2 separate regions of the Mus musculus genome follow, and region 2 is linked to region 1. A link is a loop called in an ENCODE intact Hi-C map of the cell type or tissue named here. Cell type or tissue: heart. All regions are shown on one strand. Links, peaks and the distances in the headings refer to the core of each region. The heading gives the core; the rest is flanking DNA. Region 1 holds the start of Spry1 (sprouty RTK signaling antagonist 1). Region 2 has its middle 10 kb from the start of Gm42211.

Region 1 (4,000 bases), core at 1-4,000:
CGGTGGCTGAATCACCACTAGCGAAGTGTGGCTGCCATGCTGACTTGGGGAATCCATGTGGAGTGATCTCCAGTTCCAGCAGTCAGCGGAAATCTGCCATGCATCTGAAATCCTAAAGAAGAGTGAGAGAGAAAATAAGCGACAGAAAGCGGATTTGGGGGAGAAGGGCTGCTGTCAAGTAACAAATTCCCCAAGCCACCTGGTAATGATCCCCTTCATCGGCTGATTTCAATGATGCCGAAGCCTGGCCAGAGTCCAACTCCAAAAAAAAGATTGCAGAGGACCATATCACAGGAAGACAGCAAAGACCTCATGCCTTAAAAATTAGAAGTTGCTCTCCAGCTTCTAAGAAGCAGAGGAAGTCGTGTCTTCCTGTTTGCAAACCTAACAAATAATTAAAATGAAATATGCCTTCGAAAGAGCAATTCAGTGTGAGCCCTGGAACTGTTCTCAGAGTTCACTGTCAGTTCACTGGCAGTTCACGTAAGGAAAATGTCAGCTACTTTTTAAAGATTAAGAATGGCTTTAGTGCTGTGGCCTCTCGGCCATTTATATGCTGTTACGAGCTTTAGATTAATGAGAAAATTAATCAAGGCAATTTCCAAAACACCGGCTATTCCAAGCTCACTCGGAATCTCAAAAGGCCATTTTCAGCAGAAGTCCGGGTCTGAAGCTAGCTCATCACACAGATCTGTGAGACGAGCAAAGGAAGCTACAAAGAATGAAGAGTGCTCTGCCACAAAGAACACAACCCGGACGGTGTGGACTTAGCTTTCCTTAAAGGTTAATCAAGGCTCCCCCACACAACGAGGATAACTTATGCACAAGTGTCAGCCCTTTAAAGCAGGGAGAGGAGCCCTGGTCTTTTTACATTATATTTAATTCCCTTCATTTATTAGCACGACAGACCTTGATTTTCACAAGCCCTGAATTGACCTGCTTTTTGTAGTAAAATAAATACACTGATAGACAACAAACACAACTTCCATGTCAAAAGGAAATAGCTTCCAATTTATAACGTATTCTTCCTGAGACAGACCAAACTCTTTCGATTCTGTTTCTGGGCAATAGGTATCTAAGATATTTTTTTACACAAATGCCTTCCGAACTCACAGATGCACCTTAATTCAAGAAGGCACCCCTTTGCACTTTTCTGGCATCCAAAGAAAATCAAAACAAATACGTCGGTTTACTATGGATGCTAACTAATGTCCCCAGACTACATATGTGTTAGCTTTTTGGAGGCCCCTCTAAGCTTATAACTACCTTCTCCGCACATGAGATGCACGGCCATAACAGCATGTTGTGGTGCCGAAGCCCTAAACGACACTAGAAAACTGCCCATCCTTGCTCCTGTGCCATATCTATTTTTTAAAAATTTAAAACTCCATAACGAAGACTTTAAATATGCCAAGTCTCATCCACAAGAAAGGAAGACGTGGGCACGGCTTGTTTGAGTTATGAAACCCCTAGGCACGGCTTTAATTTGCATTTTACAGGGCATTCCCAAGCAAGTTCGCTCAGGCGGAGCACCTAGGCACCCCGCAACTGTCCAGAGCGAAGCCGGTGCGCACCCGCGGACAGCAGTGTGGGTAGCACCGTCGGGCGCTTGGGCCCCACGCCGAGACCTCAGGGGCACCGAGCCGCGGCAGGTCCGGCCGGATAAAGTTATGAATGAAAACAGCTCGCGGGCGGGAGGAGGCAGCGCCCTCTCCCCGCGTCCCGCGGCACTGCGCTCCGAGCACAGGCGGGCGCTGGGTCCCCAGCGCCATCGGGTGCCGCGCGCTTGGCACGGGCTGCGCGAGGACCGCCAGGACCGCCCGGCCCGCCCCGGCCCGCACCTGCCGCCCGCACTCACCTCGGCCTCCGCGGCGCCGGCCGGGGGCGCCGAGCGGGCGGAGCGCGCGCCGCATCAAGCGCGGCGGGGCGGCCGGGCGCGCATGGCCCGCGCTGCGGCCTCGGCGGCCCCCGGGCAGGGGCGCTTCTCCGCGGTTGGCGGCGGCCGAGGGCGGCTCGGGGACATCCGCCGGGTGCGCGCGGCGCCCGCTCCACAGCACCGTCCCGTCCCGGTCGTCAGGCGCGCGGCCCGGCGTCGTCCCGGGCTCTCGGGTCCCCGCAGGTCCGCGTCCCCGCAGTCGCCACGCCGGCTGCAGACGAGCAGAGACAGAAACACGTGAGTCCCTTGCCAGCCCGGGACGCTGTCCTGCTCGCCGAGATGGACAGCCACGAGCCCCGGACACACACGGCCGTGCACGTTTTGCCCCCACGGAATGCCCCGCAGTCCAAAGCGCGTCCGAGAGACGCGTCTGCGCGAGGCAAGCCCGCACGCAGGGACGGGAAAAGTCAGGTCTGGCACGAGCGCCCGGCGGGTCGGTCCCCAACAATGCGCACAGACACGCGGGTGCGCGGCGGTGCCAGCCCGCGTTCGCACACGCGTAACTCGCTGCCTGGCTACGGAACTCGCTGCAGGGCCGACCGCAAAGCGCCGGGCACAGAGCTAGAGCCAGCTCCGAAAACGTCCAGCTCCTCGAAAATAAAATAAAATAAAGCACCATTCTCACCTGATCTTGCCAGGTCCTCGGCGGGAGGGGAAGGCTCTTACCTAGTGCAGAGCCTGGGGCCGGCCCTCCCGGCACATGCACGCCGCTCGCAGCCGCTCCTTAGCCCGCAGAGCTCTGGCTGCGGGGCCGCCGCAAACCCCTGCGTGCTGAGCACTCGCGCGCGGGCTCCGCAGCATTTCAGCGTCGCCGCCACCTCCACCTCCACGCCGGGACCCGCCCCCGGTGATATCATGTGTCAATCACGCGGGCTGCACGAAAACCCGGAGCAGGATTTCAGCGATCGTGGATGTGGACTCGAGGACGCTCTAACAAAAGTCGATTGCCTGCAGGAGTCCTGCGAGCGCAACTGGGGAGGAGCGGGCATTCCAGGGCCCCTGTCAGTCGTGAGCTGTCAGCCTCCAATTTAAGGGGACTGGTGCAGCCACCCTTAGAGTTGAGTTTAAAAAGAGTTGTGAAGAACATTTAAAAAACAATAACAAACCACCAACAACAACGGAAAAAAAAATGTGTACACCATGACACCGTGCCCCCAGATAAAGGGAAAAGTGCAAAGTTCAGATCATGCGAAATATGAAAGTTTCAGAAAGAACAGTCATTTTTGCAAATGTAATATAATTACACACTAAAGGGTGGGATTTCCTGCTGTGGGGTTTTAGTGATTGCTCCATTTGGTTTGTGATACGATCCCTAAAATTACACGGGGGGAGGGGAAGGGGAGAAAACGGGGCCCAAGTTCTTCCTGCTTTGTAATGTTTGTATAATTTTGTCCAAAACACCAATGCATTTTAAATGAAATAAAATAAGCATAACTCATCAGGAAGTTTTAGCTTTAGCCATATGTCTGTCACGGGGTGGGGGACTTTAGTAAGCTGGGAATGCTTTTTGCGTCTTTACATACTATGGAATTTGGTTATTTATTATATGGACGCTATAGCTCAGGATGTAGTGAAAAGGGCTGTATGTGGAATTAAAAATTCCATAGAGTTTTAAAAATAACCTAAGACCCCCAAAATATTGATAGAAAATATTTTTCCAGGGAATTTTATCAGGAATGGTATTTGATAAACAAAAACTCCATGATCTAAATCACCTGTGAATGTGAGTTAGGATATTTTGGGTTCAAAGTAATTTTTTTTTTAAGTCTTAACAATTGCAGTGAGTTTTTATAAAGTTTTTGTTGTTGTTGGCATAATGCATTTGCAAGCTTTTGAATGTTTTTAGAATTCACGGTTATGTGTGGAATTACATGCAAGGAACCCAGGACACTCCCTATGAAGAAGATCAGCAGTAAGAAAGTGCACTAGAAGGTAATAGAACGTATTAAAAGCCAAGAAGCTGTTTGTTCACCCTTCATGCAAGGGGATGTGTTAAAGTCATATTTTCAAATGTAGAGTTGGTGGGGCTTTTGTGTCTTGTCTATTTTTCACAGATGTAGGAGC
Region 2 (10,960 bases), core at 1,426-5,425, 67 kb before region 1:
TACTCGAATGAACTTTATTTTGGTAATATGAGATGGTGTTATGCCAATGAACAACTATTACTTTAATGACTATGGAGGTTTCAATACACTTGGCCAAGGGAGTGGCATTATTAGGTGTGACCTTGTTGGAGTAGGTATGGCTTCTTGGAGGAAGTGTGTCACTCTGGGGGTGGATTTTTAGGATCTCCTCTTAGCCATGAGGGAGACAATCTGCTCCTGGCTTCCTTTGGATGAAGATGTAGAACTCTCAGCTCCTCCTGCACTATCCCTGCCTGGAAGCTTCCATGCTCCCACCACGATGATAATGGATTGAACCTCTGAATCTGTAAGCCAGCCCCAATGAAATGTTATTCTCATAAGAGTTGCCTTGGTCACGGTGTCTCTTCACAGCAGCAAGTCCTTAACTAAGACGATAACTGTGGATCAAAACACATGGACCTAGCTCAGACACTTTATGGCTCCATTGTCCTTCCTGACCGCAGCTTCTGAAAGTCATTTTAGTCAAAATGTCCCCTCATGTGGATCCATGGGCGGAAAATGTGCATGGTTCTTTGTGCCATGGTTATACAGCCCCAGTGGCTCCTGGATGAGGCTGCTCTGTGGATATTCAGAGCCCACACACCTCAGGAAGGACATGCCTGCCCAAAAGCTGCCAAACGGGCCACTCTTCTTTTGACAATTTACAGAAGATTTGAATTAGCTTTTGTCACTTTGACTGGAAATCAACACAAAGAACCTCTGCCGGATCCCCACACCTGGCTTTTTCAGGATTTCTCTTGTGTGGCAGATTGAGTCACATCCCCACAGTCCATTGTTGTGGCCAGGAGTAAAGTAAGCACACTCATTATGACAGAAACGCAACAATGTCTGTTTTCTCTCTTCCCGGGACAACAGCACACAATGGGATTCCGCAGCCTCAGCAGTAGCCCTTCACTGGAAGAGTCCCCTCTTAAGTACAGGCTTAGCGCTCAGCCTGATTTTCCTGCCCATTGGCTCTCGGCTGTTTATAGCTGCATACCGGGGGATCCTACTTGCCTGCAAAACAGCATTGTATTCTGCACAGCGTCCAAGCAGAACAGAACTAATAGGACGTGGAGTTTTGGCCACCACAGAGTCTCGACTGGTCACCCAGCCCCCTGCTCTTCAATGTAACCTACATAACGATGACCAACGAGCTCAACTAGACTCTGCCACTAATCAAGGAAAAAAAACAACCATGGTGTGTTCTCCACACTGAATATGGGCCTGTGTTTTCCATATGATGTGCAGGGAGGGTGCTTCAGCATCTTCTTATGAATTGAATGTTGACATTCAAACAGAGCTTCTGGTTAGGCCAAGCATGGTGGCCACACCTTCAATGCCACCTCTCTTGGGAGGCAGATAGGTGTGTGTGAATTTGAGGTCAAGTTAGTCTAGATCATGACTCCTAGGCCAGCAAGGGCCACACAGTAAAACCTTGCCTCAAACTAAAGAAGAAATAGAACTTCCAGGACAGAAGGCAGAAAAGAGAAACAAGGAGAAATGGAAGAAAGGCGGGGGCCAAACAGAAATTTGTAATGTCCCTTTCCAGTCAGACCAGACGAAATTAAAGTGGATCAAAGACCTACATGAAAATTTGAAAACTATAAATTCTCCTTTTATGTATATGTGCATATGTCATCATACATGTGTGGGTTCCCACAGAGGCCAGGAAGAGAACACCAGGTCCCTGCAATTGGAGCTACAGGTAGTAAATGAAGACCCCCCCCCAAACTATAAACCCAGGGGTGGGGGGAGTTGAAATGCAAGAATAAATCTTTGTGGTCTGAGTTTAGGCAATTGCTTCTTAAATGTGTCACCCAAAGGACAAACTACTAGAGAAAAGATTGAGTATGCTAGGCCTAGTCAAAAATTAACCACTCCTGGGGAAGCAGGGATGGACTCAGAAGAGAAAACTACCCCTAATCAAGTCTCCTGTTCTAACCATAGGGCCGCAGAGGGAAGTAAGCCTTCCCCAGGAGTGCACAAATACTTTTGCTTAAGTTAGAAACACTGGACTCTATTCCCAGTCAAAAAGGGCACTATGGTTTTAACATAAGCAAAATAAGAAGCAAAATAGCTGTGGGTTTCACCCTGCAACTGCCTGTCTGTATACCGGACACTAGCCTTGGAGATCTGTGGGGGCTCTGGCCATTGGTAGCATTTAAGCAAAGGGAAGAAGGGAGTTGGATCGAGGTTCTCATCTGTGGCAGCTGCTACAGCAAGACATTGCTACACAGCAGGCAGGCTGGCCACACAAGCAGGGAGAGGGAAGGGCAACCACCACCACTGCTCCCACTGCTGGGACTGAACCACCAAGGTCTGGGCCACCTGATGGCAAGTGACTGAGGTGGGTCCAGGCAGCTTCTAGCAGCCTTCAGGAGAGAACCCTCTTTCCCAGGAAGTGTTACAGCTCTTCTGTGACAGAAGCTCTCAGTGATGGAGTAACTCTCACACCATTCTTCTGGATATCCATTCTTCTGGATAGGGTCTCATATATGTTTTTGGGGTGGGTTGGAGTCTGGCAGCAGATGCTTTCTATTTGCTTGGTCTATGATGTTAGGGATGCCTCATCTGCATGTAAAGGGACTTGGGGCACAGCTCCTATGTGATTGTCATGATCCTTTCCATGGCATGCTGTGGTCATGTGACAGGGTCCTGGTCGGAAGCAAGTGAAACTCCTGCCATCCTCTGGTATGAAGTTCCAGGGCTTCCAACCCACTCAACCATACCACGTTTCCTGGCACAGTCCACTGCCCAACATGCAACTCCAAATAAGAGCTAGAAGAGGCAGATGGTACAGGGAACACCAGCATGAGTCCAAGGACAGGCCTCCCTGCATGGTGTGAGTTTCAGGAAGCATGCGGCATCTTGTGTTCGGTAAATGCAGGTGGTTAATGGTACAACATGCTCCAGAGGGTTGTGAAAAACGTAGGATGGTCTCACAAAACACAGTCTTAGACAAACCCAGCGAAAGATGTATTTCTCTGTAGAGAGGTTCTCAACCTGGGGGTTCAGACCCTCTTCAGGGAGCAAAGGACCTTTTCAGAGGGGTCACATATCAGATATTCTGTGTATCAGATATAACAGTAGAAGATTAGAGTTATGAAGTAGCGAGAAAGATAATTTTATGGTTGGGGGTCACCACAACATGAGGAGCTGTATTAAAGGGTTGCAGCTGCAAGGAACACGATGTAAACATCATACCATGGATGAATGTAACCATGGAAACCAAGCCTAGAGTGTGTGCGAATCTGATAATGATGAAGTAAGGTCAATGCCTGGTGAAGGAATGTGTGAACACCTTAATTATGATTGGCTAAAAGTAGCTTAAATACCCGGGTCTGGCCACTGCAACTCACTCACTTCCGGAGTCCCACAGAGACGCCATCGTGCTGAGAGAGAGACATCCAGTCCATCGACCCAAATGTCCACTGTCGAACTAGAGGAGCTCGCACCATGGACCGGAGACTTCGCAATCCTTACCTGATGCACTGCTATCAAGCCAGACTACTATATAGGGCCAGACCGGAAGTTAGTGAAGTGTGTGTGTGTGTGTGTGTGTGTGTGTGTGTGTGTGTGTGTGTGTGTGTGTGTGGTGTGAATAAATGCAATTCCACCTCGCTATTTATTACTATTTGTGAATAAATAAGTTATTATAGCCTGACCTCTGAGTCTGAGGCTCCCTTCTCACCTCTGTCCTCAATCCTGATTTGAGGCCTTAGGAAGGTTGAGAACCAATGAATTAGAAGAGGAATCCATGAAAGTGGGCCACCAGGCAGCTGCTTTTTTGTTTGTTTTTTTTTTTAAAGATTTTATTTATTATTATATGTAAGTACACTGTAGCTGTCTTCAAACACACCAGAAGAGGGCATCATATCTCACTACAGATGGTTGTGAGCCACCATGTGGTTGCTGAGATTTGAACTCAGGGCCTTTGGAAGAGCAGTCAGTGCTCTTACCCGCTGAGCCATCTCACCAGTCCCTGCTTTTTATCCCTACCAAAAAAAAAAAAAGAGTTAATTTGTTTTGAAATATGACTGCTGAATGACAGGAAGTAGGCTTTGGGAACGAGCCAGGTAAGACGCTGCATGTGTCCACCTCAGCAGTTAGTGTGCCGTAGAGTAGGCTGTTGGAGGACAGACTGGCTGAATGGGAGATGGGCTGATGCTGGCCCAAGGAGCATCAGTCATGAGGAAGTAGATGGATGGACTTTGACACATTGCTCTCATGTAGTGTCATTCTATGACAAGTTGCCTTCAGTGTTACCAGAGGCTCTTAAAGCATCTGGCAGCAACTAGCCAGTCCTGTGATAAGAACTTTAAAATCAGAAACACTGGGGGCTGGGAGTTAGCTCCTTTGATAAAGTGTTTGCCTTGCAATCCTGAGGACCTGATTTCAATTCCCAGAAACTGACTTTACAATGCCAGAGTGTGGTGGTGTATGCTTGTGATCCCAGCACTCAGGGCTTCCTGGCTAGTTCAATTGTGAGCTCCAGGCCAGTGAGAGACCCTGTTTCAAAAGAGGTGGGTAGAGTTGCTGTGGATGAGACACCTCTACCCTCTACACACACAAAGTATAGATGTGCACATGTATGTGTCTACACACACACACACACACACAGACATACAAAGTTAGAATGTTTCTTTTAACTGGGGTTTTCTATTCAAAAGCAACAAAACATTTCAATAGCAAAATGTGTGTGTGTGTGTGTGTGTGTGTGTGTGTGTGTGTGTGTGTGTGTGTGTTTAAATAAATATGAACAAAGCCCAAAGAACATTCTATGGAAAACATGTCTGACAAGAGTTACTAGTATAGGCACAGGCAGATTAAATGGAAAATAGAAGTCATGGTCAACTATTTCTAAAAACCTAATACATGGAAGAACAAACTCCTCACACAGCAAAGGGTTTGTTAAAATGGTGCTGGATAAATCTTGGCAAACAAGAAGTTATTCAGACCCACACCTGATCCTCAGAGTGAGGTGATCTGTAAACGGACCTGTGGGTTAATTCAAAACAACTTGAAGGTAAGCTGAAATAAGAGGCCCCCTGCCTCTTCTTAAGTATCACAGGAGAGAAAGGCACCGAGGCAGGAATGACAAACATCTGGACAGACCAGGAAGGAAGTTCACACTGAGCTGATAAGACAAGGAAGCAGGCAATTTGTAAGACAGCACTTAAGTCAGAGGATAACTTTTCCCAGATATGCCTAGGAGGTCTGCGGAGTCAGGAGAGCCGCGTGGCAGGCTAGAAGTCTACACAGAAGCCAAGGGGCCTTGTTGTTCCACAGAACTGGAACTGTCTGTGGCCGCAGGGCCAGAGACCCTGGACTCAGACAAAACCAGACCCATAGCTCCTGCATAGAAAAGAATTTCAGGACAACTCCATATGAAGCAGAGTTGGAATTTGTTAAAAACACAAAGAAAGGGCTCAGGAAAAGAAGAAACACTGAGATTAGGGGTGTGGGCTTCTTGAAGATAGAGCTGCAGTTACAGATCTCAGCACTGGGCAGCAATACCGCTTTGGTGGCTCTCAAATTACTCTCCAAGCTTGCTAAGAAGCTTTGCCCCAGGTCCCTCCTCTTAGATCTCCAGGATCCCTGAGGAAGAGGAAGAGGAAACGTTCTAAGTGTCAGAGAGGATGGACAACGCAGGAGAACCCAGCTCACTGAATCAACTAAGCAGGACTCACGTGAGCTCACAGACTCTGAAGTGGCAAGTACCCGGCTTGCGTGGCTGGGGCGGGGCTTGCGTGGCTGGGGCGGGGCTTGCGTGGCTGGGGCGGGGCCTGCGTGGCTGGGGCGGCGCCAGGTCCTCTCTCTGCCTACTTGTTTTGGCTGTTAGCTTGGTGTCCATTTCTGTGGGACTCCTGACAGTGGGAGCAGTATCTCTGACTCTTTTGCCTCCTCTTGGAATTCTTTCCCTCCTACTGTCCCCCCTCACAATGACAGCTTTTGCCTTTTGTTTTGTTGAATTTGATTGTTGTTTCTTGGAAACCAGCTCTTTTCTGATGTGAATGGATCCAATCCAGGAGAGAGGGAGATGGGGGTGTGGAGAGTTGGGAGCAGTAAAGGGAAGGGAAATTGTGGTCAGGATGCACTGTATGAGAGAAATATCTATTTTCAATTCTTTAAAAAATATGCTAGGGATCTGAACAGACAGTTCTCAATATGAAAAATAAAAAAGGCTAAGAAAGCCGGGCGTGGTGGTGCACGCCTTTAATCCCAGCACTCGGGAGGCAGAGACAGGTGGATTTCTGAGTTCCAGGCCAGCCTGGTCTACAAAGTGAGTTCCAGGACAGCCAGGGCTATACAGAGAAACCCTGTCTTGAAAAACCAAACCAAACCAAAAAACAAAAACAAACAAACAAACAAACAAACAAACAAAAAGGCTAAGAAATACCAAGAAGGGAAAAAAAGAAACGTTGCCCCCTTTTACTCTTCACATCTGTAGTACAAATGGGGGTTCTGGGGGGCAGCAGGAATCCTAGAAAAATAGAGGTTTAGAGCTGAGGAGTGAGAAAGGGCTCTAGGTGTGCTGAACTTCTGGGCTCTTAGCTGGAATGAGCTGGAATGAGGCTTCCTCTCCAACCCCTTGTCCCCATGATTCACACCTGTGGGTGCCCCAAAGCGTTACTGTTAAAAGAAGTTCGTGAAAGACGCGGTTCAGAGCTCACTTCACACCCATGTGGAAGAAGTTCTGAACAGAGAAGGGCAAGATACCAGAAGATGCTCTGGGAGGCAAAGAAGCTTACACAAGATAGACAAGGATAAAGGGCAGGAGTCAGTGGCCGAGCACCTTAACCACTCCAACGGTTGGGTTTCAGACCCCTGGACTAGGTACTGAGGTGCATATTTTACATCAAAATAGACCTGGCTTCCAGGTTCTCCCAGCATCCCTCAGTCCCTACCTGGCACATCCTGCCCCCAACCCTGCATTTTCCAGCCCAGGAGCTGAGCTGCCCTTCCCCCAGAGGTTCCTCCCTATATAATCCAGACCCACCTTCTTCTTCCTCCTCCTCCTTCTCTCCTTCTCTTCTCTCTCTCTCTCTATGCCAGCACCCTTTTTCTCTCTTCCCCTCACCCCACCTCTCTTCCAAGGGCAACTTCCCTTCAATGGTCCTTGGGGCCATTGAACTTGCTCACCCGAGAGCAGCTTCCCAATAAACCTGTCTTTGATATATTCTAATCTGGATTGAATTGGCTCCTTTCACCTGTGGAAAAATAACCTATCGCTGACATCACTCAGCATCAGCAAAGAGAATTCAGCAGCAGGAGGAGAAAGGCAGAGCAGGGGTGGAGGGAAAGGAAGTGCATCGGTTACTTTTCTATTGCTGTGATAAAGCACCATGACCGAAGCAACTCACAGAAGAAAGTTTTTTTTTTTGGGCTTATGGTCACAGAGAGAAAAGAGTCCATCACCACCATGGTGGTGAACTGTGGCAGCAGGCAGGTATGGAGCAGCAAGCAAGAGTTCACAAAGAGCCAGCAGGAAGCAGGGAGGGACAAACTGGGGGTGGATGTAGCTTTTAAACCCTTAAAGCCTGCCCCACAGACGGACGGACAGACTTCCTTCAACAAGGCCACGACTCCTAAAATAGAGTCTCCCAAATAGAGCCACCAGCTGACAACCAAGTGTTCAAGTTTCCCAGACTATGGAAGGCATCTCATTCAAATCACCACGGGAAGGGAAACACAGAGGAGAGAAGAACCTGAGTGAGATATGGGAAAGTTGGGAAGCTTGGAGGACATCTATGAGAAAAAATTAATTCACCACCCTTGTTTCTGTGACTCACTACCAACTCATAAATAATGTCATTTCTGTATTAGGTTCACTTGAATATAAGTTTATATGAGCACCCACCACGTTCTGAGATGTTCTAGGCTCGGAGAAAATAAAGAACAAGACTTGGGAGGATTGAGCTGGGTCCCCAGAACCCATGTAAAATTCTGGGTGTGGTGGGCACGCTTGTGAGGCCAGACTGGGAGGACAGAGGCAGAAGGACACCTGAGACTCATTGACTGACTAGCCTAGGCTACTTGGCAAGCCTCAGGTCACAGTGACTGAGTCTGTCTCAAAAACACAAGGTAAACAGTGCTCCCTACTCACAGCAGCACACTTGTACACACACACACACACACACACACACACACCACAAACTGAATGAGTAGTAAATGAAGGAAAGGTCCAAAGGGCAGAAAAAAAAAAAAGCGAGGAGTTTCTTCCATTGTGGCCTCTAAAAGGACTTTCTGAGAAGCCATTAATTCTTTCAACATATTGCAGCCTGGCAAGACCCAGTAGAAATCTTTGGGAGGTGGCTACTGGGACTTCGGGTTTGTGGTATCTTTGGGAAATGTGGAGTAGGAGAACCTTGCTGACCTGAATAGAAACTCAGTTGGGCACTCCTGAATAAATTTTCTTCTAGAATAGAGGATCACCATACTTATGTTCATCTTGGACAAATGCAAGCAGCTAAAATGACACCCAGGCTAATACTTCCTGCTCAGAGATCACATTCTACAGAAGCTGTAAGACAAATCCAAAAACCTCATATCCCAGATGGCCAAACCTGCACCCTAACCACTGTGAGAGCACAAAATGGCCCATCCCATGGCAACTCTGCCCTCCTTCCTGGAAGCTTATCTCAGATTGGTTCCACGGAACACACTGGCCTCAGGAACACTCTGGAAATTCTTCACCTGAAGCATGTATCCCCATCCTGTCTCCCTGGTTGGAAGAATGAGCACTGTTGTTACCTACGAGTGAACTCACAGGCCCCAGTTCAAACAAAACCCAAACTCTGCCAAAATGGTACTTTCCTCTGAACTGCCTCCTGACCCTCTCAGGATTTGTGACTTCAGAATTTTGTCACCAAATTTAATTTAGAAGGTGTGGTAGTTTGAGTAAGAACAGCCCCATTTGAATGTCTAGTCATTGGGGAGTGGCACTGTTTGAGAAGGATTAGAAAGACTAGGAGGTGTGGCCTTGTTGAAGTAGGTGTAACCCTGTTGGAGGAAGTTTCTCACTGGCTTTGAGGTTTCAAAAGTCCATGCCAGCCACCACCACCACCTCTGCTTGCAGATCAGGATTTAGCTCTCAGCTCCATCTCTAGCAACATGCCTGCTGCCATGCTCCCAACCACAGTGATAATAGACTAAGCCTCTGGAACTGTAAACCAACCCAGTTAAATGCTTTCTTTTATAAGAATTTCTTTGATCATGGTGTCTCTTGGCAGCACTAGAACAGTAACAAAGACAGAAGGCAAAACAAACTTACAAATATTAGTACAGTTGCTAAGTTAGTTTCATTATATTTGGTGAGACCTTGAAGAATTTTTGGAAACCAACTCTATTCTGGCCTTGTCACCTCCTCTGGCTAGGAGTCTCAGGAGCTGATAGTTCTAGTCTCCTCTCTAGTCCAGGGCTGTCATTGCCAGTGGCCCCCTCTGAGGAAGCCAGTCTGCTTCGCTGGGAATTGAAAGTTTTTATTCCCCAGGCTTTTGGATCTCTCCATGGCAAGTGACAAGTTTTCTTTCCCCTCTTTGTTTTCGAATCAGAGTCTCACTATGTAACTCTGTGAATTCCAGGATTGCTGTGAATTCCAGTCTGGCCTGGAATTCACAGCAATCCTCCTGCCTTGGCTACCCAAATGCTGCGATTACAGATATGTGTCATCACATCCAGCTACGAGTCTTCCTTTCTAAAGGTTCTATGTCATGTAAAACTTTGATCAGGAAAATGTACGACTTTTTCCTGTTATAGAGGATGGCTAGCTGGGAACAGCATTACACCTTGAGCTCCATGACAGGAAGGTCCCACACTCCCTTGGGCACCAATCCTCCAGATTGCTTAAGCCTTGATCTTAAGTAAAAGGTGCATAGCACTCTAGAATTGGTTTTTCAAACTCCTTTCACACCCATGGAGAAGCCTAATAAACCTAAACGTCAGTAAAGAACGAAAGGCCTGTTCTCATGGGAAGAAAGGGCATCAAAATAAACAACAGCCACAGACAGGTAAGAGCAAAACTCCACTAAGATAGTGTACAGTTAGTTTCCCATTTGATAACCAGTGTGTGTTTTCAATCCCAGAAAGACTGAAACAGAAGAGACTCAGCCTTCTGGGATGCGAGCAAGTTCTGCCAGCTCTCATTTTTCCCATTCTGGCTTCCCACTTTGGTTCCCCAACTCTAAAGTTCACATGGAGCAGATATGAACTTCCACCCAAATCAGCTGCCATCTTACTGTTTCTTTGGGGTCCATTGTTATCAGGAAATTAGAGTTCTTATTTGTAGGTTCTTAGAATCATTGATAAAAGAATTTCAATTAATGATCATCATTAGTGCTTCAAATTGTGTATATGAACCTGAGAAAAAAGTTTAATCTTGTTTTCAGAAAAAAATGTGTCTCAATTGCCCCAGTTTTAGCCCACAGCTACATTCCCGCTGTTGTTTTTATTTCAAAAATCTAAGAACAGAGGATTTTAATATGGATGAAAATTAAGAGAAGCTGCTGTTCATTTTTCTGCTTCCCACTCTGTTGTTCTTGGCTATGCTGTTGCTGTGCCCCTGGAAGGATGGAAAAGGCGCGCCATTGGTTCTTAGTTCTATAAACACATCATTCCTTCCCTTCCTGCTACAACAACCAGCACATCTGCTTTCTGTTTTCATATCATAATTACTAATACTTTCTGGAAAGCTCTACTCCTCCTATAAAACTCCTCATCACTAACAGGAAGTCACCCACAGCCACTGTAGCCACCCGACTCTCACCTGTGGACTCTCACCTATGCCATACCCACCCAACTCTCATCCTTGCCCCCCACCTACCTGACTCTCACCCATCCTCTCATCTGATGCAGAAAGCTGTCAGGACATTGATGGCTCCTTCAAAACTGTTAATACGGACTACGAACCACATCCCAACCTCCCTATAAAACCCTGTGT

The links. Peaks named below come from ENCODE experiments on the same cell type or tissue, not always from the same donor. Only the 100,000 strongest peaks of a DNase experiment are listed, where the experiment ranks them.
Region 2: a loop joins it to region 1, with 2.6 times the contacts of the local background. A loop is called at or near these places in 1 of 42 quality-filtered maps.

The regions. Positions count from the first base shown.
Region 1 is chr3:37,638,667-37,642,666 of GRCm38, reverse strand. It overlaps Spry1 (sprouty RTK signaling antagonist 1), which reads right to left and starts at 2,720. Exons shown (of 3, transcript NM_011896.3): 1 at 2,562-2,720; 2 at 1,859-2,147; 3 at 1-112. The coding sequence starts at 57. In heart, for the core only: CTCF peaks have their summits at 1,690 and 2,883; DNase peaks (open chromatin) are centred at 216, 1,686, 2,026 and 2,816; H3K4me3 peaks cover 2,986 bases; H3K27ac peaks cover 1,664 bases; H3K27me3 peaks cover 252 bases.
Region 2 is chr3:37,699,833-37,710,792 of GRCm38, reverse strand. No RefSeq gene overlaps it. Among named protein-coding and RNA genes, the nearest start is that of Gm42211, 10 kb to the right of the region's middle. In heart, for the core only: a CTCF peak has its summit at 3,886 (motif pointing right); a DNase peak (open chromatin) is centred at 4,102; H3K27ac peaks cover 363 bases; H3K27me3 peaks cover 856 bases.